Regions from separate parts of the Mus musculus genome. Here regions 2, 3, 4, 5, 6 and 7 are each linked to region 1. The links are chromatin loops, found by intact Hi-C in ENCODE. Cell type or tissue: heart. All regions are shown on one strand. Region 1 holds the start of Rpl7 (ribosomal protein L7). Region 2 has its middle 28 kb from the start of Gm7568. Region 3 holds the start of Eloc (elongin C). Region 4 holds the start of Ube2w (ubiquitin-conjugating enzyme E2W (putative)). Region 5 overlaps Stau2 (staufen double-stranded RNA binding protein 2). Region 6 holds the start of Terf1 (telomeric repeat binding factor 1). Region 7 has its middle 58 kb from the start of Ly96.

Region 1 (4,000 bases):
CCACGCTCAGTCCCAATAAGCTCCCTGGCCCACTAAAGACCTCCAAAGTTTACTTACTGTCTTCAGGGCAAACTTCTTCCTCAGGCGCTTCACCTTCAACTCTGCGAAATTCCTTCGCTTTTTCTTGAGGGTTTCTGGCACAGCGGGAACCTTTTTCTTGAGAGTTTTTGGCCCAGCAGGAACCTTTTTCTTAAGGGTTCCTGGCACAGTGGCAACCTTCTTTTTCTTCTCTCTGTTGTTTGTAGAGAATTACTAGTAGGTCAAAAAACTTCCTGGTGATGTATCACACACACTAGGTGCTCAGAACTACGTTAAAACTGTCACCCACTCAAACCGGCAGCATCTAGCATCTCCGTCGTTCCCGAAAGCTCTACTGGAGATGCAGCGTTCATGCCCACAACCTTCACGTTATACACACCTTACTTAAAGGTAAACATGTATGACATTAAAGAGATTTATGCCTAACCCCAGCCATCAGTCCTGGCCTGTGAATTGTTACAAGTTGTCAAGTCACACTGAAAAAACTGTACTGCACACTTTTTGGGTTCCAGGACTCACTGATCCTCGATCAAGTCTCAAGCTCCATATGCAGGAGGCTGCCGGTAAGCAGCCGGCTAAGATAACTTTAGCTACAAAGGATCTCGTTCCATGATTCCGCGGAATACATTCTACCGAAGAACGGACCTCCGCCCAAGTAGCCGGATCCGCAGTCTGCCCTCAGTTTGCTCCTGGTACTGCCAAGGCCTCCGCGCGGAGGCCCCCCGCACTCCCTCCTAGTACCACACGGCGTCACAAACACCCAGACAGGCAGGCAGTGGTTCCAGGCTACACTCAGATACAGGAAAAGTGAGACAAAATGCCTCTAGTTTGGGGGATGGAGAAGGATTCTGGGGGAGAGAAGAATCGACTTACGGAACAGCCTCCATGGTTCCAGCCGGAAAAGAAGAGAGAAAGGTGGCGCATGCGCACTGTCTCCTTAAAGGTCTCAGGGCGCGAAGCCCCACGCCTTATAGCTGTCCTGAGATAAGCCGGAAAATAATCTAGAATTGAGATTTTTGCACTTTGCTGGCGCAAAATGAACAGCTTGGCTTAGTCACGGCCAGCCAACTTTATGGTAAAACTCATCGGAAAACAAATGCACTGAATACATTTTTTTTTTTTTTTTTTTTTTTTTTAATGAATAGAGTGGGGACACCTCGTCAGCTCTGGGCTTAATTTCTCCAGGTTGCGTTGACAACCCTAGGGTCAGGCTCTGCGGAATTCGTTGGACCCAAAAGGCATGTTCAGGGATGTGAACTACAAGTCCCAGCATGCGTCGCTGCATAACCCGCGGGGCTGGAGGGCGACGTTGACCGACACTCTGGGCAGCCTTCGCGGCGGTGATTCCCATTAGGCTCACTAGAGTATGAGGCTTCACGTCCTCAGCGGCTAGCTGAGCTATGAAATCACTGTCTGTCACCTCCTCCGGCTCTCTGCGGCCCGTGGCCACGCAGCCCTGCTCCCCCACCTCGGCTGCGCTGCCGAGGTCCTTTTTCCGCCCGACTGCCGGGCTGTCTTCCGCAGCGCCTGATCATCGGCCGCCAGGTCCACAGTCCCTCGGTTGGCGAAAGCAGCGAGACCGGGAAGAGTGATGACCCGAAGGTCCGAGGAGGATGGGGGGGTTCGCTGCTGCGGGACCCGGCAGGCGCAAGCCACGGCGACCCTCAGCAGGGGGCGTGAGCCGCGAAGAGTGGCACGACGAGGGCGGGAGCCTTCGGCCGCGGTCGTGGAAGAGGGGCTGCCCCGCGCGGTGGGGCGGCCGGCGGGAGGGCGAGCGGGGAGGGGAGGCTGGGCCGGGGGCGGGGTGCGACCGGGGGCGGGGAGGGCCGAGCTGAGGGAGGGCCGATGCCACTGCAGCGGCCGGCGCTTCCCGGCGGTGGGTTATATAGCGCGGAGTGTGGAGCTACCTCAGAGCCGGCTGGGAACGCTCAGACGCTGCGGGGCCCCGTGCCCGAGTGACAGCGGCGCGAGTGCAGGGCAGGGGACCCGAGTCGCGCTGGCAGCTCGAGCGGTTGGCAGCCCTCGCGTGCGCCCCGCAAGTCGGCCCTTCCCGGCGCTGCCCGCACCCTCCCGCAACTTGAGTCAAGTTGACAACTCCCGCGTCCCGACGCATCCGCTCGGCGCACCCCTGTCCTAGGAAGACGGGGAGCCGCTGCAGCAGCGCCGGGGACGTTCGGGCGGCGGCGGCTTGGCCATGAGGGCAGCGCGCGTCGCCTAACTCGCGGCTGTCACCGCCGCTGCAGCGGGACTGGACGGACGGACGGACGCTGTGGGACAAACAGGCGGCCGCCAGCAGGAGGCGCCGAGCCGGGAGCAGCGGCAGGCACAGCCCGTGGCCACTGCGCCGAGCCCGGGCGGAACTGGCCCCGCGCAATTCAGCCCCGCAGCACCTCGGGGGCGGACTCCGGGCGCAGCCTTCGCGTCCGGATCGCGGTGACAAGCGCCTCCGGGGCCAGGAGCTGGGCTGTCTGGCGCAGGGAGAGTGAGGACACGGTGCTGGGCTGCTGCGGGACCCGGGGCGTCGCGATGAACATCGTAGTGGAGTTCTTCGTGGTCACTTTCAAAGTGCTGTGGGCGTTCGTGCTGGCCGCGGCGCGCTGGCTGGTGCGGCCCAAGGAGAAGAGCGTGGCCGGCCAGGTGTGCCTCATCACGGGCGCGGGCAGCGGCCTGGGCCGCCTCTTTGCTCTCGAGTTCGCCCGGCGCCGGGCGCTGCTGGTTCTCTGGGACATCAACACGCAGAGCAATGAGGAGACCGCAGGCATGGTTCGCCACATCTACCGGGACCTGGAGGCGGCCGACGCTGCTGCTCTGCAAGGTAATGCCTGTGTATTGTTGAGTCAAACATCTCCCCAGCCCGGAGGGTCTCCACTGCCTAGTGTCATGGGCAGCCTCGCTCTCCCGGAAAGGAACACCCCGCTGGTCTTCTGGAAGGCGAGTGGAATTTGCCCCTTGATAAGAGAGCAAGGTTTTCTGTGTTAGAAGACTGAAAGCGTGCAAAACATAGGAGATCCTGTTTCTTCGGTCCCAAGCTGAGGTTTCCTAAACTCTGCGAGTAGTGTAAGACAGGGGGAACTTGCTACCGCAGGTTTGGGTCCAAAAGTAATTTCTCAGTCTGATTTGCATGTGGCATGATGGGAAGATAGAGAGTCTTGAGAAGTTGTTTCCACAGTGGACTGAAACAGTTATCTGTTTCTGTGAGGTCTGAGCTGCTTAGACTTGGGCGCTATAGATCCTTTCACTATAACTTTAGCTCCTGGAAAATAATTACATTGTTTCCCCAGCCTTAAGTAAGTGCTTTAGTTACTAACCCTGAGTAAATATGAGTGCTTCCCTTCCTCTTGAGAAAGTGCTTTCTCTCGCCCCCCCCCGCCCCCCCCCCGCCTTTTGCAAAATTTCTCTCATGATTTGGAGGCACCCCAATCTACATCTTATGTGTTTAACAATTAGTTTGCGCCTGAAACTTTTTTAAAGCCTAAGTAGAGATCATGACCCACTATAGATACTGTTCTAGGAAAATTGGTGGCTAAATTGACTTGGGCTCCATTCTCCCATATACCTGTCATTTGTTACCAAACTTACCAGAAGCTGTGTGTTTTATGTAAGGTTCAAAATGTTACATTTTCAAAGCTAGTGTGGAGAGGCAACAAATTTGGGCATTTGTGCTCCCTACCCAATCTTAAAAGCAATGCTTTAGAGAAGAGATTTTGATTTCGATGCTGTTTGGACTCTAATGTGGTACACTTGCATATTATTAACCTCTAAACTTTATCTGTGAGATTAATTCTTAGGGGAATCAGTTTAAAATTAAACCAGTGACTTGCATTCTTTCATTAGAAACTGCTCATTCATTGCTTGGCTTTGAATGAGTTTAGATTGTTGCTTACAGTTTGGATTTGTGAGCCTTAAAGTGAATTTCTGTTTTGAGAGCAGAGCTCTCTCTGGCCACCAGCTTCCTCCCCAC
Region 2 (4,000 bases), 120 kb after region 1:
GCATCATCCAAATGATCATTGCTTACAACACCCTCTATCCTGGGCATCAACACTCAGCCTCTGTTGCCAGTTGGAGACCTTTTATTGAATGTCCCACACTTATGTCAGTTTCAGAAGTCCAGAACGAATCCTATTGTCGCTTGCCCAGCTCTCCAAGTCAGGAGCCTGGATGGCCCGACCTACCCTATGTGGGAATGCAGCATTAAGGCCTGCCACCTCCGTTTTCTAAGGAGGTGTGGCACTATGTCTGGCTTAGACCTGACATTTCAAAGGCTTGTTCCAGGACTTCGAGGACTATGCACACCTTCTTAGGTCTATGTTACCTTTTCCCATCTGCCCTTGCCTCTTCAGGGATCTTATTCACCCGGGTTCTTCCTCAGCTGAGCACCTAATTATAATTTCTGGCACACAGTAGTTGATCAATATTTATTGATTAATTCATTGATGTCTTCTAGTCAATCATAAGTCATGTTTATGAGTGCTTACTCTGTGCCACATATAGCTCAAAACACTTTGGATGTATTGACTCATAGAATTAATGTATTTAATCTATATAACTACACTGCTACCTTGATTTTATAGCTGAGGAAAGTTAAGCTTAATTTACACATCTAGAAACTGAGTGGGGAGACCAAGAATTGAATACACTGGTAATCTGACCCCTGCCTTCGAACTCCACTCTGATTTTTTTTTAATTATTATATGTGTGTATGAGTGTGTAGATTTGTGCATGTGAGTACAGGTGCCTGCAAAGGCCAGAAGAGTTGAAGTCACAGACAGTTGAGCTGCCTGATGAGGGTACCAGGAGTTGTACTCCAGACCCCCAACTCTATTTTGTTTTGTTTTGCTTTGTTTTGTTTTGTTTTTCAAGACAGGGTTTCTCTGTGTAACAGGGACTGGCTGTCCTGGCACTTGCTTTGCAGACCAGACTGGCCTTGAACTCATGCTCCTAGAGATCCTCCTGGCTCTGCCTCTCAAGTGCAATTACAGGCATGTGCTACTATGCACGACTCAGACTCCCAACTCTTCCACTCTTCCCAACCCACCACTGCTTCTTTGGTGGTGGATGGAGAAGAAACAAGTCAACAGTTGCACAGGTTGGAGGTGGTGGTGATGAGGAGGTTGATGCTGAGAAAACCTCAATGTTTACAAGGATTTACCCCCAGGGGAAAAACATGCATCTTGATTACAGTTGGCCAAGCCAAGTACTACATTAAGAAAAGCAGGCTTAGCGGGTAGAATGTCTTTTCAGTAGTACATTTGTGGCTACTGGCCTGAGTCTTCACACTGCTTCATCCATAAACATTGTAGCTGTAGTGGAGCTAATCATGAAGAGCTCCAGTGTATTCGATTGGGTATCTGTAGAAGCTGCAACCTCTCATCTCCCTACCCTCAGAGATTCTCTTTGGAGGTTATATCCAGTCTGGGTCTTTGCCAGGTCTGGGTGCTCATGAGTCACGTTGAGTTGATGAAGGCAGACCTTATTCCTTTCTCTGTGCTCAAGAATGAGGTATGATCAGTGGCTAGGATCATTCTGGAAAATGACTATGTGGGAGGTTTGGGGGAGGCTCAAGAGGAAAAGCTCCCCCCCTCTTTTTTTGAAATTGTTCATTCCTGAAGCTGATGAGAAGACAGCCCAGAGCCCTCCTCCAGAGCAGCACATTTCTTCATTCTTCTCCAAGGCAAGCTCTTTAGTTTGCAATCCAAATTTCTGATTCTATCTATTGTCTGTCTTCTACTCACGCAAGCCATCAAGTCTCTTCCCTACTTTGAACACCCTTGAGCAAAGTTTGCAAGAAAATAAAACTAAGATTGCCTCTGTGTTTACCCCTCTCCATTATGGACTCAAACTTCTCTTCTATCAAAACCTCTCAGGAAACAAAGGCAGAGGAGTTGCCTTGAATTTTCGGATGTGTAGAGACCAGGATGGAGAACCTTGTTACTGCCTTGTCCCACCCCCTTGTTATTGCTCTAGCTGAAGGAAAGGAGGCTTATATAAAATATGCTAATTTAAGATGACTGGAAATGTTTTCTTTTTTTTGCTCTAGGTAGTTTTATGACTCATTCAGGATACTTCTGCAGTTCATAAGAACCTTGGAACCAAAGACTGAAAGGGTTAAACACAGCCAAACAAAGCCATACAGCCTTGACAAACTTAAAAGCTGTCTGTGACACTTGGGAGAATGGTATTCGGTTATTTAAGCTTCCCTGTCATCTACCTTGAGAGTAAGGACTAGCACATGATTAAAAAGTGCCTTACTTCCCTGGGAAGTGTGGCAGGTAGCCACACTTTTGGGTTGCAATGCTAAGCAGTGTTTCTGTCTTTGCAAATGACTACTCCACCTAGTGGGGCAGTCACACTGGCACAATGTAAATGAGGGTAAGCTTCTGTTTCAGGATGGGCCAGCCAGGTAGCAGCTTTCCTAAGACTCTAGAATGAAGTCAAAAGAGAAAGATGGCGTTTCTTCCAGTGTCTGTGCACTAGGATTCTGTTTCTGGCCATGTTTTCCCATGAGTGCATACAGGAAGCAGGCGGTGGTTTAGGGAGACAGCAGGGGGAACTGAGAGAGATGATGAGCTTCCTAGTTTCCACCTAACCTACTACTTCCTGGCTCCAGTTGGCATCTGGATTTCTGCCCTTGGGTTCTGTGAAACACCCTCTGGCTTTGTACCAAATCTCCCATTGCTGGTTTTACTTGCCTGTCCTAACTATAGTGGGAAGAATCCTTTCAAGTGTTTGATCAAAATTTCATAACCATCTGAGACAGAATTTCAGTGACTATGGGAGAGAAGTTTAGAGCTACAGTGTTCTGGTGGTGGTGGTGGTGGTGGTGTGTCATCATGTTATGCATGTGGGAATGAGATACAGGAGGTTCATTCAATGTCTAAACTAGGTTCCTAGAGTCGGTCAATAAACTGTTGTTCTTCTAATATCCATTAGTGGGCTAAAATGCTCTGTTTACTTTTTATATGTGTGTACATTTATGTTTGGTTATTTATTGCTTTCAAATGTATTTATTCGTGGTGCGAATGTGTACACACATCTGTCAGAGCATGACTAGAGATCAGAGGACAGCTTTCAGGAGTCAGTTCTCTCCTTCTACCTGGTGGTTCTGAGGATTGAACTTGGGACACCAGGCTTGGTAGCAGGTGCCTTTACCTCCTAGGTTGTCAACTCAGGCCCCATGTGCACATCCTCAGCAACTCTGCATGCTCCTTCCTACATCTTCTCATTCTCAGGTTTTAGATGGAAAGCTGAAGGCTGAAGATGTTAAATGACTTCAATAAGGTTACAAGTTAAGATAACTAGTTTATTCTCTCAGGCAAGATGCTGTATCCAAGCAGGCACGACTTCTCTGTCCAGGTCACCGCTCACAGAATCAGAGAGGAATCTTCTTGAGGCAGATGTTTCCATTATTCTTCCAGTCAACATTTTCCAAGTGCTTGATATATTAAATATCCAACTTTCTACACTGAGTACTTACTGGATTAAATATTGTTTCAGGCAGAAGACAATGTCCATTGAAGGTTAAAGAGTGTTCACTCTAGTAAATGTGCATGGGGGAGAAATGGAAGACATTTATGTGAAATAAGGTGCATGTCTAGAGATATAGGTGTGGTGGCATAAGCCTATAATTCTGCATGAACAAGGCTCAAGGAAGAGGCTCATGAGCTCAGGGCCAACCTAGAAAATAAAGATACAGAGCAAGCTCTGGGCAGTTATTGTCCTCACTCACATCATCAGGATTTACACACCAGTACATAGGTCTGGACACATTCCCAAAGCCACCAAGGCATTCTGGGAGACTCTGGATAATAAGCTAAGCTTCCCACCCCCACACCCCTCTGTGTGTGATGTGTCCATGTGGGTATTTGCACATGGAGGCCAGAGGTTGCTGTGCCATCTCCAATTGCTTCCTGCTTTATTTGTTTGAGACAAAGTCTCTCACAGAACCTGGGAACTCAGTAATTTAGCTAGACTGTCCTGCTGAGAGTTTTC
Region 3 (4,000 bases), 550 kb after region 1:
TCTAGGAATGAAAGACAAGATTTGGTTTTAATTTATATTTCAAATCAGATGACGTTCTACCGATTTGAACTCTACATCTTTAGATCAAGCTAACTGTATTTTAAATGGACTATTTTTTTAAGCTACTACACCTGAGCATGGTGGTGTACACCTTAAACCCCAGCACTCAAGAAGCAGAGGTAGTTGGATCTGAGTTCTGGGCCAGCCAGGTCCACAAAGTGAGTGCCAGGTCAGGCAGGGCTGGCTATAACCTTATCTGGCATATGTTCCAAGCATTTGTGTCCTTGGAATTTCCTGACTAGGTCAAGTTCACTCACACTTTAAGGCCCTTGCGTTTGCAGTGACTGCTGTGGGAAGCTCTTCCTTTAAACCTCCCTATGATGTTTCTAGCTCAAACATCAAATCCCAAGGGTCTTTCCCTGTCCAAGGTCTTATTGATGTATCCCCTCCCCCCACTTTCTTTTTTATTGAGGGAGAGTCAACAGGGCTTTACTGGACCTCTTGGTTGACCTGGAACTCTTGTCAATCCTTTGCTTGTTTGAGCTTCCTGAATATTCTGAATAAAGGTTTACAGGTTTCTGACATCATGCCTATTTCTACACCAAAAACTGTGTGTGTAAATTTTCAAGTATTGGATGTCTTTGTCTTACTGTACTTAGTAAACTATCAAAGCATTTGGAGTCTATTAACATATCAAAGCATACATGCAAAGACTTTCCTATTACATTCCAATCTGACATACACCCCTGCACAAAACCCCAATCTTTCCCTGAAGCAATAAGACGAAGATCTGCGCAATTTCTTAAGAACTTAGTATACAGAGAAGTAAACTATCACCTTGCTTCTATACCATTGCCTATGTACACTGCAGCATTCCTATCTTATCTAGCAATGAAGCAGATTTTCTCCATTTGAAATAGATACCATCTGGGTGTGGTGATCTACTCCTTCAATCCCAGTGCTTGGAAGCCAGAGGCATACGGGCCATGCAAGTATACATGGTCGAGTTTCAGGCTAGCAAGGGCTACAAGTCTCAAAAAAGAAATGGATTTTTTTAAAAAATAGCATTATGAGGTAATAAACCAACATTTCTTGTGTGTGTGTGTGTGATGCTGGAGAACCAGCCCAGGGTCTCTGGACATTAGGCAAACATGCTACATCAAATTACCGACCCAGTCTGGTAATTAGAGAAATATCATATGAAGGATGAGAAGCCATTTATAAATTAAATAGGGGGATGAAGATATGGAGTAGTGGCACACAAGAGTGCGGACTCAGTGTAGTTGAGGTCCAAGGTTAATCCAAGCAAGTTGAAAAGATAAGAGCCAGCATGGCGGCTACACCTTTAAAACTAACAACTGGGAGATAGGCCTGGTGGGCCACACATTTAGACCAGACGAGTTACTGAGTACAACTTCCATGTCATCCAAGAGTACTCAAAAAATTGATAAATAGAAATATAGAAACCCCAAATTACTATAAATTAACAAACATCCATGATATAAAACCACAACAGTTTACTCATCACTGAAGATTAAATCCACTTGTGAACTTCGACGGCTTAATAACACATAATATAAACGAGATCAAGTATTTACCATCTTAGACCACTTAACAGAAAATAAAATTCAATTTGGGACTAAGAAGCAGATCTGGTAGTATGGACCAAGTTGTAAAACTATTTCAATTGCTTTCTACACTAGAAAGTGCAGAGTAGGCATGCTTGCACTAAATGACAAAACTTTCATGCTCACAAAACTGAAGAGTTCCTTAAGGGAAACTAAATAAATGGGCACTGTACCTGGCACTAGATAACTCCTTTCAGGCAAAAATGAGAGGTAGATAGATGCACAAATGAGCCAATGTACCCAGCCAGGCAGAAATTACCCAAGTTGTCCAGAAGGTAAACTTTCTTTCAGGGTCCTATAGCTTAAAGCGGCGAGGGCTCTCTCCTGGGTCTAGCGACTGATTTTAACAGTAAAACAAATACAAGCGCACATGAGGTAGGCAAAACGGAAAAGCGATCCGGCTGCCATGCTCTTAACTCCACCCTCCCCGCGCTCAGCCTGGAGGAGGCCCAGCCAGCCCGCACCTCCTGTCCTCTCCCCTTTCCAGACCCACCGAGCTGAGCTAGTTAAGGTCCCGCCAAACTCCTCTCCCCTCCCCCAAGCCAGGAGCTGGGGAGGCCGGAGAGACTCAGAGCTTCCGTTCCTTCCCCGCCCAGACGGGAAGGGGTGAGCAGAGGGATAACTAAAGCATCCAGTCCCAGCCGCACTAACTCTCCTAGCGAAATCAGATCCCGATTCCCACCATAGCCCGACACTCACTAGCCAGTCCCGCAGCTACCGCAGCCGTAACCCCACGTACCGCCACAGCCCCTATTCAGGGCCGCCCCCCTCCCACCCCCAGCGGCCTACCCCTGTGGGTTCCGGGGCACAGAAAGGAATTACTTCCGTCGCGTCACAGCCGCTTTCTGTAACGCGCGGGAGACTGGTACCTGGCAAGGCCGAGACGCGATCTGCCGGTAACTTGCGTCTGGAGGAAGTGCGTTGTGGGCAGTAAAACAGGCCCATTTAAGAGACATCGCTACCAAATCCCAACCAATGAGATGCTAGGACTTCTTGGTTCCCAGAATGCAGCGCCATCCGGATCCAATTTCTGCCGAGAAAAGCTGAGCCGGCGAGGCAGCAGTGCATTCTGGGATATGTAGTTTCTTACAAGGTTTCGGCTAGTGTTTGGTCCGAAGTGACACTGCATCTTGGGACTTGTGGTTTTCTGTGTAGCGCTGAAATTTTTGATGTCTTTAAAGCTTGTCTCAACCTCTTTGTTTAAAGTAATACACATCAACGGGCATCTTAACAAGCTCCCAATGTGTTTGCCTCATTTCCTCTCTTCCCGATATAGGTCAGTGTTTACTGAAATATGCCACGCCCACCCGTCCAGTTCTCGCTGCCTATCACCATTACTTAAATCAGGGCCCATTATTTCTGCTCCTCACCTCCCCAGTTCCACGCCCCCCTCAACCAAACCTTTTCATTGGCTTTTCCGTGGTTACCTAGGCACCTTTCCTAGAAAGCTGAAAAGCAGCTCAGTTAAGTTTCCTCTCTGCTGTTTTCATGGAGTGGGCTTGAAAACCTAGATTCAAGATACTCAGTTAATCAGTCGCAGCTGTGTAATAGTATCCCACAAAAGGAAGTATAGTATGTATGTGCTATTTGGAATTTCTGAAACTTCTCAAAGGGTTTTGTTTTTGAATTTTTGAGACAGGGTATTTCAGTGTTACCCTGGAACTACGAGTCCCAGACTAGCTATGTATTTGGGGACAATTCTATCTCCTTCCTTAGCCATCAGGCACAGTAATTTCCCTATGTAATCCTTGGCTGCCCTCCAACTCCAATTTATAATTCTGTTTCAGCCTCAAAGTGTTGAAACGACAGGTGTTGCCTACCATGGGTTGCTCTGAAAGTGTTTGTCTGTTTGTTTGTGTTTGTGTTTTTGCTTTATTTGATTTGGCAGCTATGTATGCTTTTATGGAATTGAAAGCAAAAATATAGCTGCGGCCTTGAATTAATTTTCAAAGGCTTTGGAGAAATAATGAAAGTGTTTTGGTTGTATCCATAATTCAAAGTAGTTTCATAGTAAAAGAGGCATTTGGTAGCAGAAGATAAAACTAAAGAAAAAAATATGAAAAAACTAAGTGAGACCTGAGTCTCCCTTTAGGCAGTAAGGGTGGGCCCGACTTCCATCGTATATCTTGACTAAAGAACCAAGGATAGGTTCATGCGGCTGGCTCAGGATTCCGTTGGTTTGTTTTAAGATTTATTTGTTTGCTTTTTAAATTTTATTTGTTTTTTTTTCTTTTTCTTTTCTTTTTTTTTTGTTTCTGTTTTTTGTTTTGTTTTGTTTTTGTTTTTGTTTTTTTGAGGCAGGGTTTCTCTGTATAGCCCTGGCTATCCTGGAACTCACTCTGTAGACCAGGCTGGCCTTGAACTCAGAAATC
Region 4 (4,000 bases), 510 kb after region 1:
TAGCCAATACCTGGCAAGCACCTGTAACTCAGATCCAGAGCAGGTGTGGCCTACACAGGTACTTTCATACCCACATACCCACCCAGAGATAACATACACAATTAAGAAATAAGAAATAAATCTGTGTCAAAATGCTACTATTTCCAGGAAAAATGATCAGATACTTTAAAAGAGATACATATAAAAGGTCAAGATTTAACTTTAGAACAGAAAGGATCCGTTCCCACTCTAATCCAACAAAAGAAAGACGCTGCTACTCTTCCACAGCACTGCCTGAGGCATAGAAACAGGCATAAAAAGCACTTTCCCCCACTGCTGAAGACAAAGTAAATTCCAAAAATAGCAATCTCTTACAAACAAATCTGCCTTTTCCAAAAACTAAGTATAAAAGCTAACCAGCTCTCATGCCAGATACAATCCCAGTGTGGATTTTAATCTTCATTTTTAGTCTTAAATAATGCCTGTATCTTAAGACAGATCACCGTCAAGTGTTAGTAACAAATAATGTCTTAATACAGATAAAAATCTTAAAGCAATCATATAGCCCATCTGCTGTCAACTGATGTTCCACAGTTCCTTTTTTGGCCTCAAATGATGAAACTTCTCTAACGTCTCTGGGGAGACTAGTAAAGTATAACGTTTCCTGAAATTGTTCTTGTTTCACTGCACCATTTCGTGACACCTCTTCACCTAAGAATGCTACTGCAGGAAAGGCCAAAAGTACAAGCAAATGCAAAAAGAATACCATAAGGAAAGCTGATTGAAGGAAGATACAGGGGAAGGAGGGAAATGCGTAAGAATGCAAACCATTGCTAGCAGAGAAGCGCCAACAACGAGATCTTGCTTATTCTTCTAGAAACAAAAACCAAAAATTCTAAGGAAAATGCGGATGTTACTCGAGGATGATGTTAAAACTCCAAAAAGCGTTCCGCTGACACGCTACAAGAGTTCTACTCTCTCTTCCTATGTGCTTTAACACCGCTAGCCCTATCTGCAAATTAAATGCCGGCTATAGATAATGCAATCTCTAGAAACTACAATTGTGGTTGCCATCTTTGCCTGAAAATTTTTTCTTTTATTGGATTTGCAAGGGGGGGGGGGAATACATTAAGTTGGAAGCTACAAAAAACACCTTCAAGTCTGACAGAGCACAGGTTAACAGGCGTCTCCTACCAAACTAAGGTTTTAAAGGTCTGGGAAAGAAAGGCAAAGGAGCCACGGCCTTACCAATCCCGCAAGGGTGGGGCATCGCAAGAAAAAAAAATTTAAGAGGGCGAGTTTCTATCGAGGCCGAGGAGCAGGCCCACGAGCTCGCACGTTGTGGTAGCACAGGACGCTGGGGACAGGGACGAAGGGCGGCTTCGAAGAAGAGACGTGGGCTGCCAGGGAATGCCCAGAGTGCGGGCTGATAGAAGGAGGCACCCACCGGGCACCGGATGAAGATCAGAGAAGAACGAGCATGAGTCCGGCGATCCGAGGCTGCGCGTGGGAGGCCGGGCAGAGGCCGCGGAGCGCCGTGGGCAGGCGGCCGTCCTCGGCGAGGGGCTCTGCCGGTCTCCGGCCGCCCCGACCGCGGGTGACGGCGGCGGGCACAGCTGTTTCCACCCCGCTGGGGAGCGCGAGGGGAAAAGCATCCCGGCGGTGGCCAGGGAGCCGAGCGGCAGGCATCCTCGCGTAGGGGCGCGGAGCGGAGCCCCCACCGCGAAGCGCACGACGAACTTCGCCCTTTCTTCCCCCTAAGCCGCCTTTATGCCACAACTTCGCGGCCGCTACTGTCCGCGGCCACCGGCCGACACCCCCGCTCGGCTCGCCGCCAGGCGATCCCCCGACGCCCCGAGGTCAGGGAAGGTCGCCCGGAGCCAGGCCCAGAGGTCTCGGACGCCGACCCCGCGCAGACGCTCACCTCGTCTCGATGGCCCCCTCGCCCTCCCCGCTGCAGCAGCTCCGCTCACCTGCATTGACGCCATGATGAAACCATCCCCCCAAGGCCAGCGAGGCCCGAGACGCAGGGGGCGGAGCCGCCGTGCTCGCGTCACGCCGCGGGGGCCCAACATCCCGGGCACGGGGGTGGAGTCGCCGATGGGAAGGGGCCCGCGTGTCCGATTGGCTAGCGCGCGGGTGCCCGGGGCGGGGCGGGGCGGGGCCAGGCCGGGCTCCCTAGGTACCTTGCATCCCAGCCAATTTATACGCGGGCCCACCCTCAGTGCTGGCGGAGGCGCTGCTCCAGGTCGGACTGAAGCGTTATGCCGAGGTCACAATGCTGTCCGGGCATTTGGCAGGGAGGGGATCTCATTTTGTTTTTCCAGCTACAAGTGTAAGATTTACAGCCCACCCCCTTCATATGTCTTTTTTACACCTACCGTGTTTTCGCTCCTGAGGCAGATACAACTTCGCCTGGAGATGCTTTCTGGTATTTGCAGACCTAGGAAGCTTCTACTTTGAGGGGCAGAGAGTCACAGGTTTCCCTATAGGACAGAATGAAAACTGAGAGCAGTGATCTTAAAAGCAAGAACAATTGGATTTGAAACGTGCTGGAAAGGGAAGGAGGGTGAATAATGGAGTTCCCTTTTGTGTGCAATTTTCTAGTTCCCTAACCCTCTAAATTGTAAAGTCCAGGTATACCATAAGAGTCGTTGTTACATCAGTCTTACTTTTGATTAACAATTTGACTCTAGCCGTGAAATCTCAATATAATGAATATAGTTTACGTAATTTAATACTTAATACTTAATACTTAAACCTTCTGCCATGCCTAGATTTCTCTTCACCCTATTCTGTGGTGGGCAGTTGCATGATCAGACGACCTATGAGTGAGCTTGAGTAGAAATCGCTGAGCATACAGAATTTATTCTAGGAATGCACCAGTTCTGCCAGCATTTATCAGAAGTCACATTTTTAAAGCTCCTCCGGAACCAAAGATGTCGTTTACTTAAATACCAAACGAAAAATGGAAGCCAAAAGCTTGCACCTCATGTCCTGTCTCTAAAGGAATCAGAGAGGATGGCATGTTGAGTAGAAGGCTTTTACTTTACCCGGATGAAAGTTTAAATCTTTATTTTTATTGACTTGGCTTCATTTTTAGACATTTCTCTAAAATATAAATATAATGGTGATGTAGGTTATCACTCTCACACTTAAGCTAGAGCACGATGTTCCTCTGAGAACATCCGTAAGGAAATGTGTTCAAGAGAGGAAAAGATGTCTAAATCTGCCAGTTTTTCTGTGGTGTAATATTCAAGACGGTTTCTCTTCACCATGGAGGAACTTTTCCATGGGGTTTGCATGACTTGGAGTACAGGACTCAACCAGAAGCATATCCGCTATCAGTTCAGGTATGTCGTTACCATCACAACATGGAACAAAGTGCCCACATAGCCCAGTGATGAGGTACGCTTACAGGAAAGAGTCTCCACCAGGCCTTCCAGAGATCTTTGTCCCTGTGATCTCAGGCTGTAATGTACCAGCTAATGTTCATGTTGTTTTAAAAGTTGATTCTTCTCAAAGGTGTAAATGACAAAGGAGACTCTACAAACATGGCATTATGACCTCATCAAAGTAAATGGCCTACTAGACAAGGTACTCAGAAGGAAGAAAAGCAATTACACCTTGGTGTTGCTTACAGTAGAACTAATGTCAGGTTTCCACCTCACAGGTGTCCAAGGGATCTTCACGGGAGGCAAAGTCACATCCTAGGAAATTCTAAGCAGCTCATAACTACCTATCGTCTTTATTCTTTAATTAATACATAATAGGGTCTGGGGTGTATAGTTCACTGGGAAAACCTGTGGTTAACATGTAGGAGATCCTGGATTTGATCTCTGAGTACGGAAAGCAAAACAAAAGGCAAAAATATATAACAGACTGTTCGCCGACATACTCAGGAGCAAGGAGTGATGTAGAGGCTATTTTCAGTGAGAATAAGTGTTCCTAAAGCTCTTGACTGCCCGTTATTTGATGGAGATACTCACATTTTTTTCCCAGAACATGGCTTATTAGTGGA
Region 5 (4,000 bases), 200 kb after region 1:
TAGACTTCTCTTTGCTTTTATTTGATTCACAAGTTTTAGCTTTCCTTGGAGGTGTGGGTGGGGCATATAAAGATTAATAAGTATTTCTGAAACTCTATTTAATGAAATTATTGTTCCTTGACCAAGACCATATGTCATTACTGTTTGGCCCACAAATGCCACCAGAAATATAAATGTAAACTAAGATATTTCCAGTTATTTGTTGTTTGTCTCTAGGATTAACTAATGATGGGAAAGTACCTATTATCCCACAAAGGAACAAGACGGAAGCTTCTTGTTCTGCTGGCCACTGATGGGATGTCTAAAAGGAAGACTCTGGAGACCAGCCTTGAGTCTTCTCCAGTGGGGTTCAAAGATAACCTAAATTAACTAACTTGTAAATATTTTTCTTCAAATTGGAAACTTTATGGTTCGTGCTTCAGAGGTAGAATGCTGTGTTTAAGATCAAACATTGTAAACCGAAGAAAATCTGTAACACAAATGAACTGTCTTGACCTATGACAAAGAGAGACTTCAGACCCATATACATACATATCCTCACAGTGTACACGCAAGGAATTTAATAAAAAGTTATTGCATGACTTAGCTTTTGTGTTATCTTTTACTCTGGATTATTCTTACTTGAGTAGTTACTGAAGTAGAAAAAAAACCTGCTACAATGTAATCTTTTAAAAGGAAACAACAGAAACGATTAATCTCCCAGTTAGCAGCAAGAGCTGCAACAATACAGTTTGAGGTGTTAAGCAACTACCTTGAAGAAGAAGTTTGGGGACTGATGAGATGGCTTAGCGGTTAAGAGCACTGACTGCTCTTCTGGAGGTCCTGAGTTCAAATCCCAGCAACCACATGGTGGCTCACAACCACCTGTAATGAGATCTGAAGACAGCTACAGTGTACTTACATATAATAAATAAATAAAATCTTTTTTTAAAGAGGAGAAGCTTAACTGTAGGCAGACACAGGCACATCATAGTGAAGTCTACAGGATGCATCACTTGGCATGAAATACTATGGCACCTGAAGGTGCTTTATAATGCAGCATTGCTGAGCAGATCCTTACTCCTCTATTGAGCGATCAAATTTTAAATCCTCCAAGTCAGTGAGCAAGGCTCAATACCTGGAAGACACAGAAGCCTCTGTTGTGAGTTCTACTAGCTACATAGATGGAGGAGCCTAAAATGAAAAAAAAATTAATGAAATAGGGCTTCTTTTCATAAAACTGATCTAAATGATGGCCAACAATTTTAAAATTACTCAATCACAGAACATCGAAACATACTGCCTCTTGTTTGAAAAGCAATAAGTGTTCCTAATTTTTTTCCTTGCACAGAGGCATACCGAACAACCAGTAATTGAATGATGTATAATGACTACCTGCTTTTTAAATTAAAATGTTAAGCTGAAACAATTCAAGTATTGAGCCTGTACTTGGAGGTAGAAACTGATAGAATGTGCTGGCTCAACTTGAGCTGTCTCCCTTGAAGTGTTCTGTAGGATGCTGCCTGCAGGGAAGGTGTCACCAACTCAGCAACACAGTCTACACCAGAACAAAAGCATAGCCTGCTGCCCTTCAGAGACAGCAAGAGACAGAAGGACAATGCAGAGGACATGTGCAGAGAAAGGACAGGAAAGGGCTAGTGATGTTAACATGAACATAAGAGTATTGTTTGCCCACTTCTACAACCTCTGACTAGGACATTTTAAAAGCTCCAGTTTGTACTGGCTGTTTCTTTTTGAAAGCATATTCTCAGATCCATGAAACTGGTAAAGCTTACAAAAACTTTTTATATTCATAAAAGCCCAGGTGGGCTGGCAGCTGACAGAACTAGGTTAGAAATGACTTCTGAGAGCCACCCTGTCACTGCTATGAGACTCACTGTCCTAGTTAAAGTGGGGTCTTCCATAGCACCTTCTTAGGACCTTGGAACAAACACGTCGATGATGGTAATTTTCAGTATTCCCGGTAAAATCAATGTTTAGAGCAAAGTATGATGTTTTAGAATTGTGTGCTTTCATTTGATGTCTTAGAACTCAGCTGTAAGTGGTTTGCGTGTTTCGCCCCTGTGGACCCCTGATACCTTCCTGGTGACGCGGATTTCCCCACGTGCACACACATGCTGGCACTCTTCTCCTTCCACATGACAGGATCCAGGGCAGCTTGGACTCCCTAGTCCCAATGGCTAGTGTGTTACAAAGTGGTGGCCATAAAGACTCAAAGTCAGGGTGCTTCTGTCTCTCCTGCAGCTTACTTTTGCCACCTAGTGGGGGAGGCCGTTCCAGGGTCAGGTTGTGTGTTCTGTGTGAGATTGACTTTAGATAAGAAAACGATTAAACACTTTTCTTTTAAAAAAAAATAATACCTTAAATTGCCCGGTCCCGACTCTACTGGAAAACAACAACAACAACACACACACAAGAAAAAACAAAAACAAAAAACAATTAAAACAAAAACTACTTTTCACTACAACAATTAGCCTAGAAAATTCTGGGCATTTTGTTGTTGCTGTTACTTGTAATTTTTGAGGAAACATTATCCTTTCCTTGTTTCTATTCTCTCTTTCCTTAGCTAGTAGGCCTTACAAGCTGAGGGTCTAGCTTACTCCCATCTCGTTCTGAAGGCAGAAGTGCAGATCTACACCGTTATCTGTAGTTTTCAGAGATCGCGCAAGGCAAGTCTTCAGTTATTTACCGAGTATCCCCACATTTCATGTGTCAGAAATTGATGTCACCATTCAAAATAAACAAAGTAGCCATGTCATACCACACTAGTATACCAGCTGTACTGGCTGGTTTTGTGTGTCAACTTGACACAAGCTGGAGTTGTCACAGAGAAAGGAGCTTCAGTTGGGGATGCGCCTCCATGAGATCCAACTGTAAGGCATTTTCTCAATTAGTGATCAAGGGGAAAGGCCCCTTGTGGGTGGGACCATCCCTGCGCTGGTAGTCTTTGGGTTCTATAAAAGAGCAGGCTGAGCAAGCAGGGGGAAGCAAGTCAGTAAGGAACATCCCTTCATGGCCTCTGCATCAGCTCCTGCTTCCTGACCTGCTTGAGTTCCAGTCCTGCATCCTTTAGATAAGCTTGACAGTCTGTACCCAATAAAGCCACCTAGGATTTTGTCAAGTTTGTACTAAAAGTGTCAATTTGGGGAAGCGTGCCAACTGAAGAGTAAGGTATTTTCTAATCTGTGGAGATCAAACGCCCGCCATTTGTTTAGAGATTTAATTCCACTCAGCAATGGCTTTGTTTCCCACAGACAAGTCCTGGGCCTCCTTGCTTATTGATTCCCATGTGCTGCTGTGTGCTTCTGAGGTCTTACATATCAGTGTGTGGCTTCATCCAGCCTTTACCATCATAGGATTCACCGGTCCAGATAGGAGCATCTTTCTAATACAGGATCCTGTCGACTGCAATCAAGAGAAATCTGTTTCTACTTATGTAGATCAGAAGCTTTCTTTCTCTCTCCTTCCTCATTTTCTCTATCTCTGCCATATCACACTGGCTATAATCATAAATATAAGGTTGTAGAATAAGTCCTGCCTTGTTCTTACTGTTATGAGGAAAGCATTCAGTTTTCCCCTAGGAAGACAACAGTGCCTAGAGGGTTTTTGGTAGATGTTCTTTATCAAGTTAAAGGAATTCTTTCACATTCTGAGATATTCAGTTCTTTCAAAACTAAAGAATGTTTAGTCATTAACAAGGAAGGAATGTTAGGCTCAGTCACAGCCACCAAGGCAATTAGCATCCATTGGGGAGGGACTAGGAGGAAGCCTTTCTCCTCTGTATGTCTGCCAGCCCAAGCTATGGCCACCATAGTAGCTTCTCCCTTGCTCCTATATGAAGACTGTCTGCCCCAAAGAACAAACTGCGTGCCGTTCAGTGCTGCTTTCTACATGCAGCGACTTCATCTCAAACAGCACATGGCCCAGGAGCTCCCAGCGAACTTGGTCTCTGACCCTACACAATTTTGTTTTAATTTCCATGCTCTACCTTGTCTTATAA
Region 6 (4,000 bases), 300 kb before region 1:
GTGGAAAGTGGATCGTGATTGCATGGCCATGAAGGCCAGAGTGATGAAGTAGGAACAGAGCAGGCAGAACAGAACGTGGCCAATGATATCTCTGGGGTTATTGACAGGAAAGTAGACATATCACATAGAAAGTCGATATCTGCGTAGCTCTAGTGCTTAAAGGCTTATTATAAATATATAGGTTTTGAGTAATTTATTTGGGAACTAAATGATCAAATGTGGGGTACTGTTGGGAACTAAAAGGGGGCCCTGGGGAAGAAGGGGAAGGGAAAAGGCCCACACCCCGTCGGAGTTCCATCTAGTCTCTGGTCAGTCAGGTGTGGTAGGGCTGCTAACTACCTTCCACTCATCCCTGGGTGAACATTCCTCTATCCCACTCTTCAGGGCATAGCTCAGGGGCAGCCCTACCTGGGATTCCCGGAGCTACCTTGCTAAAGCCCCGGGGTTATAGGAGAGAGGGATGAGGGAAGAGGTTCCCAACACCTGCAAGAGTGCACGCAGCCTTGATGAGCAGAGACTCTCTATGGTTTAAGAGCTTTATTATAGAAATGCAGGAGAAAGAGAGAAGAGAGAGGGGGGGGGGCGGGCTAGAGAGAAAGAGAGTAAGAGGGAGAGAGGAGAGGAGACGAGACGAGAAAACAGAGAGGAGAGAGGAGAGAAGACAAAGAGAGGAGAGATGGTGAGAGTGAGGGGTAAGAGGGAGACAAGAGTAAGCAGTAAGAGCGTAACAGCCCTTTTTATGTTCTTTACTGTTGTTAGGTAACTGGGGAGGAGTTGAGCCTGAAGGTCAAAAGCTAGGGCCATTGCCTACGTGACTACTGAACATGCTTCTCTTGTGGGGGCTGTGTGTGTGTGTGTGGGGGGGGGGGCGGTAACTTAGGCAGGAGCCAGAGTTCCAGGAGCATGAGGGAACGCCTACTGTGTCATGAAGGTGCATTATGACCATCGGGGTTAAGACCTCAGCTCAACTGGAGACCAACCTGCAATTCCCCACAGGGTAGAACCCCCAAATAATATTTACTGCAACACCATCTCTAGAGCCTGGGGGTAATATGCCCTCATGGTCATGAAAGACCCACAATGTGAGGGCTCCCCCACGTTCTGACTCAGGAGAGGCGACACCCCAAAATCACCCACAAGAAACGGGTCTTGCTGCAAATTGCAAGAGGATTTTTTATTCAAGAGCGCTCTCGGGCCCATGGTCATACACCACGCAGGGGTAGAGGACCGTGGCGCCCCAGTAGCTGGGTAAGGGGGTATTTAAAGGAAGAAACCGAAACTCAAGGAAGTGGGGAGGGCGTTGTTGGAAGATACCAAAGATACCAGTTAAGAGTCACAAGGAAGTGTAAAGTTAATAGAGTCACAAGGAATACCTGGTAATTGTTAACTCTCAAGACAGCTTCTAAGAGCCCCTAACAATAGCACATTTGCATTGCAGGTTCTGGTAATGGCCAGGGTGACTTTCTTTGAATGAGCACTCTTTGAACCCAGGAAGCGGGTGGGTAGAGGAATGTCGCTATCTCTTTTATGATTAGCATACCTTTACAAAGGCCACATTCCCAAGCCTGGGCCTAAAGGCCTAGAATTCTGTTTTTACGTTGTTATACTTTCATTCAATGCAAACATTGTACAGTAATAGTGATCAAAATGTGGTCCTGGGACTAACAGTCTCAGCATTCATGGGGAACTGACTAGACTTGCGAATTCCAGGGTCAGCACCATCCTACCCGCTCACCCCAGGCAGAACTTTAGTGAAAAATCAGAGCCCAGCAATTTCAGCTTTAATAACCCCGGATTTCAATAAAATGAACACATAGGGTAGAAAGACAGTGTGATTACAGTGTAACAGGGTTAAATGCTCATGTTTATGGCGACAAGTTAAAATTTCTGGTGCTGCTGCTGCCATAACGCTCAAGTGCTCCAGGCTGGCCTAGACTTTGTAGTTGAAGATGGCCCTAATTCCTAATCTTCCTGTCTCCACCTCCTGAGTGCTGCTGGGATTATAGACGCGCAGTGCCATGCAGTCAAAATCTGCAGTCAAAAACCTCTCGGTTTTAACTACCCTGTTTCCAGCGCAGATTGCATTTTTTAAAATGTATCTTAGCCTATCATCCAGAAGCTACACTATCCAAAACGCCTGGGCTCGGATCGACAAGGAATTTAGCAGTTCTCAGCCAATCGGAAGCCAAGCTCCAGCCACTAGCCCACCCTAGCGATGCGATTGGCTGACTTCCACGCCCACCGCGAGCAAATCAGCGCACGGCGCCAGCTGAGGCACGGCGAGCGCTTTCGGTTTAACATGGCGGAGACGGTCTCCTCAGCGGCCCGGGACGCGCCGAGCCGTGAGGGCTGGACAGATTCGGATTCTCCAGAGCAGGAGGAGGTGGGAGACGACGCGGAGCTGCTCCAGTGCCAGCTTCAGCTGGGGACCCCGAGAGAGATGGAGAACGCGGAGCTTGTGGCTGAGGTGGAGGCCGTGGCTGCGGGCTGGATGCTCGACTTCCTCTGCCTGTCTCTGTGCCGAGCCTTCCGTGACGGCCGCTCCGAGGACTTTCGTCGTACTCGTGACAGCGCCGAGGGTGAGTGCGGGCTCCCGGGCCGGAGGCTGCGTCGCGGCCGAGACCTGCTTGCCCCGCACACACCGGGGCGGGATCCCAGGCGGGAGACGGCGCGAAACCGGCCGCTTCCTGTTTGCTGGAAGTCCTGGCTCCCGCCCCCACGCCTTCCGCGTCCCCTGGACAGAATGTTTGTTTGTTTGTTTTAAAGGGAGCCAGCCCAGTTGCTACCGCTGCTTCTGGAGCCAAACTCTAACAGATGAATATAGAAACATTTAAGAAGGGCCGGGATGCGGCTGCCAAGGGAGGTAGTACAGCTTGTCAATGCTTATCTTGCAAGCCAGGGAACCTGCGTTTGATCCCCAGAGCCTATGCCATACACATATACTTACAGCGCTGGGAAGACCGGTGACTAGGGCTCACTGACCCCTGGCCCAACCCAATTTGGCAAGCTTTAGGCCAGTGGAAGGCCAAAAACAAAGGCCTGGGGAGGAAGGATTTTTAAACTCCAGGGGATCAAATTTCCGTCTTTTGGCCTCAACGGGCACTGTATACACATGTTACACAGACAGACGTGCAGGTAAAATACCCATATTCATAAAATAAAAATAAATGAATCTTTTGTTTAAATGTTTAAAAAGTTTGACAGTGCCTGAAAACTCAGACCCAAGTTTGTCTTCTGGCCTGTGTGTTGGTGAGAGACATCCAGGAATATGGTTGGCTTACCAGTGTACATATTCACTGCCAAGTGTATCTTTGTGTTTGTTCAAACACGCCTTTAATCCCAGCACTTGGGAGGCAGAGGCAGGCGGATTTCTGAGTTCCAGGCCAGCCTGGTCTACAAAGTGAGTTCCAGGACAGCCAGGTCTATACAGAGAAACCCTGTCCCGAAAAGCCAACCAACCAAACAAAAAAGAAATAAATGTTATAAAGTTGATTATGAATTGAACAAGTTCAATGGAAACCTTTACATATGTATACTACTTCCTAAAATACAAAGAACTTCATGGTATAAATTGCAAAGTAGTGATTTGATACATTTTATAATTTAGATGTGAATCTTGGTAAAAACAATTTTGAGTATCTGTTTCACATTTGAGTTATGGTTTGTTAGAACAGTAATATTACAACTTTTTAAAGATTTTTAAAAAATTAATTCGAATCTACAGTTCTAAATTTATGATCAGTTTTTGTTGAGTATTATATTAGGGTTCTCTTGAGTAACAACTTTTTAAGAATCCAGTAATGTTCGGTCTATGATGCTTGATATCGCCAGTATATGCCAGAATCCCAAAGTCGACTCCACTGTCAGTGAAGGAATGGACTTGCTCCTGAGAGTGGGAGTAAGTGGGGAGAGGGAGAGCGTCCCTCTTCCATGTCCTCTATAAAGGCTTCCACCAGAAGGCGAGGCCCAGATTGGAGGTGAGTTGTTCCTCCTCAAAAGA
Region 7 (4,000 bases), 640 kb after region 1:
TATTCTCCTGCTTTTTTACCACTAACTAGGAACTGGGTTTGGCCTTAATTCAGACAGCCTTGGCTCTGTCTGGACAGGTCCAGACGACTGACACCATTAACACTTTGTCAGCCTCAGTGACTACAGTCATAGATGAACAGGCCTCAGCTAATGTCAAGATACAGAGAGGTCTCATGCTGGTTAATCAACTCATAGATCTTGTCCAGATACAACTAGATGTATTATGACAAATAACTCAGCTGAGATGTGAACAAAAGTTTCCGGGATTGTGTGTTACTTCCATTCAGTATGAGAAATTTACTAGGGCAGCTAATTTGTCAAAAAGTCTTTCTCAGTATATGTTACAGAATTGGACGGCTGAATTTGAACAGATCCTTCGGGAATTGAGACTTCAGGTCAACTCCACGCGCTTGGACCTGTCCCTGACCAAAGGATTACCCAATTGGATCTCCTCAGCATTTTCTTTCTTTAAAAATTGGGTGGGATTAATATTACTTGGAGATACACTTTGCTGTGGATTAGTGTTGCTTCTTTGATTGGTCTGTAAGCTTAAGGCCCAAACTAGGAGAGACAAGGTGGTTATTGCCCAGGCGCTTGCAGGACTAGAACATGGAGCTTCCCCTGATATATCTATGCTTAGGCAATAGGTCGCTGGCCACTCAGCTCTTATATCCCATGAGGCTAGTCTCATTGCACGGGATAGAGTGAGTGTGCTTCAGCAGCCCGAGAGAGTTGCACGGCTAAGCACTGCAATGGAAAGGCTCTGCGGCATATATGAGCCTATTCTAGGGAGACATGTCATCTTTCAAGAAGGTTGAGTGTCCAAGTGTCCTTCTCTCCAGGCAAAACGACACGGGAGCAGGTCAGGGTTGCTCTGGGTAAAAGCCTGTGAGCCTAAGAGCTAATCCTGTACATGGCTCCTTTACCTACACACTGGGGATTTGACCTCTATCTCCACTCTCATTAATATGGGTGGCCTATTTGCTCTTATTAAAAGGAAAGGGGGAGATGTTGGGAGCCGCGCCCACATTCGCCGTTACAAGATGGCGCTGACAGCTGTGTTCTAAGTGGTAAACAAATAATCTGCGCATGTGCCGAGGGTGGTTCTTCACTCCATGTGCTCTGCCTTCCTCGTGACGTCAACTCGGCCGATGGGCTGCAGCCAATCAGGGAGTGACACGTCCTAGGCGAAGGAAAATTCTCCTTAATAGGGACGGGGTTTCGTTTTCTCTCTCTCTTGCTTCTTGCACTCTGGCTCCTGAAGATGTAAGCAATAAAGCTTTGCCGCAGAAGATTCTGGTCTGTTGCGTCTTTCCTGGCCGGTCGTGAGAACGCGTTTAATAACAAACCTGAAAAGCAGACTGGCCTCATTGCAGGACGGGGGCCTTCCTCCTCCCTCCAGCAGCTCCAGCTCTCCTGCACCTCAGACTGTGCTTCCCCACTCCCGAGCGGTGTCCTGGGGCTTTCCTATGGCCCAACATTTGCCCCGTGACAGCTTGGGGTAAGGTTGGTCAACTCCTGCTTCCCAACTCCCCCAGCGGCCATGCCCTGTGGCAGAGCAGACTCAGGACACACAACCCTACATGATCCCTTAGATGGATTTTTATTGTTTTCTTTCCAAAGCTCTCTTCTATTGTTTGGAGACAGTGTCTTATGCACCCCATAATAGCCTTAAACTCTCCATGTACCTTGAACTTCTGATCTTTCTGCCACAGCTTCCTAAGTGCTAGGATTACAGGCATGTGGTACTAAGGATCAAACCCAGGGTATCACGTATTCCCAACAAGCACTCTATGGACAGAGCAACATCCCTGTCCCCAAAACTTCCTTCCTAGTAGTTAGATCTACTGTGGAAACAGAAACAAATAGTGACTTTTATAAAATTTCTTTCTGGATTCCAATAGTACAAAATTAAGCAGCCCAGGGCCTGTCTGAAGGCTGCATTATTAAGGAACCATTTGCTTTTGGGCACAATCATCCCTGTGGACCTCACCAGGGCATTCTGAGAGGACTCCATATTACTTCTACTTTCTAGTGGCTGAGAGGGATGGAGGACACACCCACTTCTTATAAGAGCATGGCCTAAGTGTGTTTGCCCTAAATACTTTTACTCACTTCTTACTTATCAAAAGTTGGTTGTGTGACTGACTATATTTAGCTGGAGAGGAGGCGGAAAATGTCCTTACTGGGGCACAGAATATAAACTAGGAGCTCTGAATGGATAATGGGGACACCTAGTGGTCCCTTACAGAATGGCCAATTTAGATTAATTAGTGTGATTAATATTTAAATGGTTCATTAGACTGCAATCAATACAAGAGTATGGGCCTTTTTGTTTTTGATCATCACTGCGTTCTTTTCCTTTATCCCAGTGCCTGGTACTTTTTAATAAATATTTGATGAAAATGCACCTGTATTGGTTTGGTTTTGTTGTGCTAGGAAGCATTCGTGAACTCCAAAAGACCACCAAGGAGTTGACGCCTATGTAATCATACTTAAGTTTGGGCTTACTTACTGTCCCAGAACTCTCATCAGGAAAAGGTTTAATTGGAAAATAAGAGCAAACAAGGGGCTTTCCAGCCTGGCAAGCACTAATTGAATGTCTATCGACAGGTGGGTGCTCTGAAGCAAGACCATATACAATTAAGAATAGTCTGAAAGTACATTTGAAACAATCAGACAAATCTTTGATTAACTGTTGCTAGGAAGTAGCTAGAGAGCTAGCCAAGGACAAGCCATGGGGTCCTTCCTGGTGTGTGTGTATTAATTTTATTTTATTTTTCATTTAAGATGGAGGCCGATTCCAAGATGGAGTAGGGTTGGCCTCTCAGTTTCTTACTACTTTTTGCATTTCTCTGTCTTAGAGTTGAAGCTACAGCCATATCAAATCTCTGTTGGTTACAATGAAATAAGTTGCCTCCTTGAATTGAATGTGTAGCTAAGGGTAGAATACATGCTTTGTACAGAGTGAAGCACTGGGTTCAGTGTCCAGTATCTGCACTCGTCTGTGTGACCACACACACACACACACACACACACACACACACACACCATTTTGCTGTTGTTTAAATTTCGTAGATGACTTTTCAAGTTATAATACATTTTTTATTCTTGAGACAGGGTCTCATGTATCTTAGGATGACTTAAAATTCTCTATGGTAACCAGTGCTAGTGCTGAACTCATAATCTTCCTGCCTCAATCTCCTGAGTGCTGTGATTACAGGCATGTACCACCACACCCAGTTCTCTAATCCTCTTAAAAATATCTACAACCTATAAGATGTTAGCAGTAATAGAGAAAAGGAGAGGGGAGCTGTTCTAAATATAGACACAAATGTGGTTAATGTGTGAAAAAATATAGGCACAAATGTGTGAAATCTGTATGAGGTTCAATTATGAGTCTGAAAGCCAGGAAGTGAAGCAATAATTTTAGGCGAGGGAAGTGAAAAGTTTCTGTTTTCTTCATGTTCATGAATGGGCCTGATGGAACCAGATTGCTAAGGAGAGCAGCTTTTAGGCAAGGAGGACACACCACATCCGTCTTCTGTGTGCAGAGAAGTGTGTGTGTGTGTGTGTGTGTGTGTGTGTGTGTGTGTGCAAATAGGAAGTTAAGTCTGGAACTGGTGGCAAGAACTGAAGCAAAGGTAATGGAGGAGTACTGCTTTCTGGCTTGTTCTTCCTGGCATGCTCAGTGCTTTCTTATGTAATCTGGGACCACTGGCCCAGGGTGGCACAGCCTACAGGAGACTGGATACTCCACATATTAACCATTAATACAGGAAATGCCAAATAGACATGCCTACAGGCCAATCTAATGGAGTTATTTTCTCAATTAAGGTTCCCTCTTCCCTCATGAACTTGAATCAAGTTGAAAAACAAACTAGCCAGTACAATGCCATTCTACTTGTTTGTTTGTTTGGTTTGGTTTGGTTTTTTGAGACTGGGTTTCTCTGTGTAGCCTTGGGTGTCTGGAAGCTAGCTTTGTAGACCAAGCTGGCCT

What was found. A loop is a pair of places that touch in the nucleus more often than their neighbours do. Peaks named below come from ENCODE experiments on the same cell type or tissue, not always from the same donor. Only the 100,000 strongest peaks of a DNase experiment are listed, where the experiment ranks them.
Region 2: a loop joins it to region 1, with 2.6 times the contacts of the local background. A loop is called at or near these places in 5 of 42 quality-filtered maps.
Region 3: it touches region 1 in a loop (4-fold over the local background); 15 of 42 quality-filtered maps call a loop at or near these places.
Region 4: it touches region 1 in a loop (7-fold over the local background); 3 of 42 quality-filtered maps call a loop at or near these places.
Region 5: it touches region 1 in a loop (2.5-fold over the local background); 19 of 42 quality-filtered maps call a loop at or near these places.
Region 6: a loop joins it to region 1, with 4 times the contacts of the local background. A loop is called at or near these places in 18 of 42 quality-filtered maps.
Region 7: it touches region 1 in a loop (3-fold over the local background); 2 of 42 quality-filtered maps call a loop at or near these places.

Annotation. Positions count from the first base shown.
Region 1 is chr1:16,103,453-16,107,452 of GRCm38, forward strand. Rpl7 (ribosomal protein L7) reads right to left here and starts at 981. Exons shown (of 7, transcript NM_011291.5): 1 at 913-981; 2 at 58-232. The coding sequence starts at 926. It overlaps Rdh10 (retinol dehydrogenase 10 (all-trans)), which reads left to right and starts at 2,430. Exons shown (of 6, transcript NM_133832.3): 1 at 2,430-2,854. The coding sequence starts at 2,566. In heart, CTCF peaks have their summits at 804 and 2,334 (motif pointing right); DNase peaks (open chromatin) are centred at 969, 1,319, 1,579 and 2,359; H3K4me3 peaks cover 3,660 bases; H3K27ac peaks cover 2,879 bases.
Region 2 is chr1:16,223,040-16,227,039 of GRCm38, forward strand. No RefSeq gene overlaps it. Among named protein-coding and RNA genes, the nearest start is that of Gm7568, 28 kb to the right of the region's middle. In heart, a CTCF peak has its summit at 2,356; no DNase peak of the experiment used is centred here.
Region 3 is chr1:16,654,495-16,658,494 of GRCm38, forward strand. Eloc (elongin C) reads right to left here and starts at 2,371. Exons shown (of 4, transcript NM_026456.4): 1 at 2,328-2,371. D030040B21Rik (RIKEN cDNA D030040B21 gene) reads left to right here and starts at 3,058. Exons shown (of 4, transcript NR_037998.1): 1 at 3,058-4,000. In heart, a CTCF peak has its summit at 2,383; a DNase peak (open chromatin) is centred at 2,537; H3K4me3 peaks cover 2,855 bases; H3K27ac peaks cover 2,120 bases.
Region 4 is chr1:16,617,285-16,621,284 of GRCm38, forward strand. It overlaps Ube2w (ubiquitin-conjugating enzyme E2W (putative)), which reads right to left and starts at 2,007. Exons shown (of 6, transcript NM_025773.4): 1 at 1,953-2,007. The coding sequence starts at 1,967. In heart, no CTCF peak of the experiment used is centred here; DNase peaks (open chromatin) are centred at 1,367 and 2,037; H3K4me3 peaks cover 2,500 bases; H3K27ac peaks cover 1,635 bases.
Region 5 is chr1:16,302,834-16,306,833 of GRCm38, forward strand. All of the region lies in intron 12 of Stau2 (staufen double-stranded RNA binding protein 2), which reads right to left. It overlaps C130013N14Rik (a long non-coding RNA gene), which reads right to left. Exons shown (of 2, transcript XR_003947751.1): 2 at 1-3,405. Among named protein-coding and RNA genes, the nearest start is that of C130013N14Rik, 9.9 kb to the right of the region's middle. In heart, a CTCF peak has its summit at 2,275 (motif pointing left); no DNase peak of the experiment used is centred here.
Region 6 is chr1:15,803,379-15,807,378 of GRCm38, forward strand. It overlaps Terf1 (telomeric repeat binding factor 1), which reads left to right and starts at 2,268. Exons shown (of 10, transcript NM_009352.3): 1 at 2,268-2,579. The coding sequence starts at 2,300. In heart, no CTCF peak of the experiment used is centred here; DNase peaks (open chromatin) are centred at 2,223, 2,623 and 2,973; H3K4me3 peaks cover 1,980 bases; H3K27ac peaks cover 1,664 bases.
Region 7 is chr1:16,743,979-16,747,978 of GRCm38, forward strand. No RefSeq gene overlaps it. Among named protein-coding and RNA genes, the nearest start is that of Ly96, 58 kb to the left of the region's middle. In heart, a CTCF peak has its summit at 2,238 (motif pointing left); no DNase peak of the experiment used is centred here.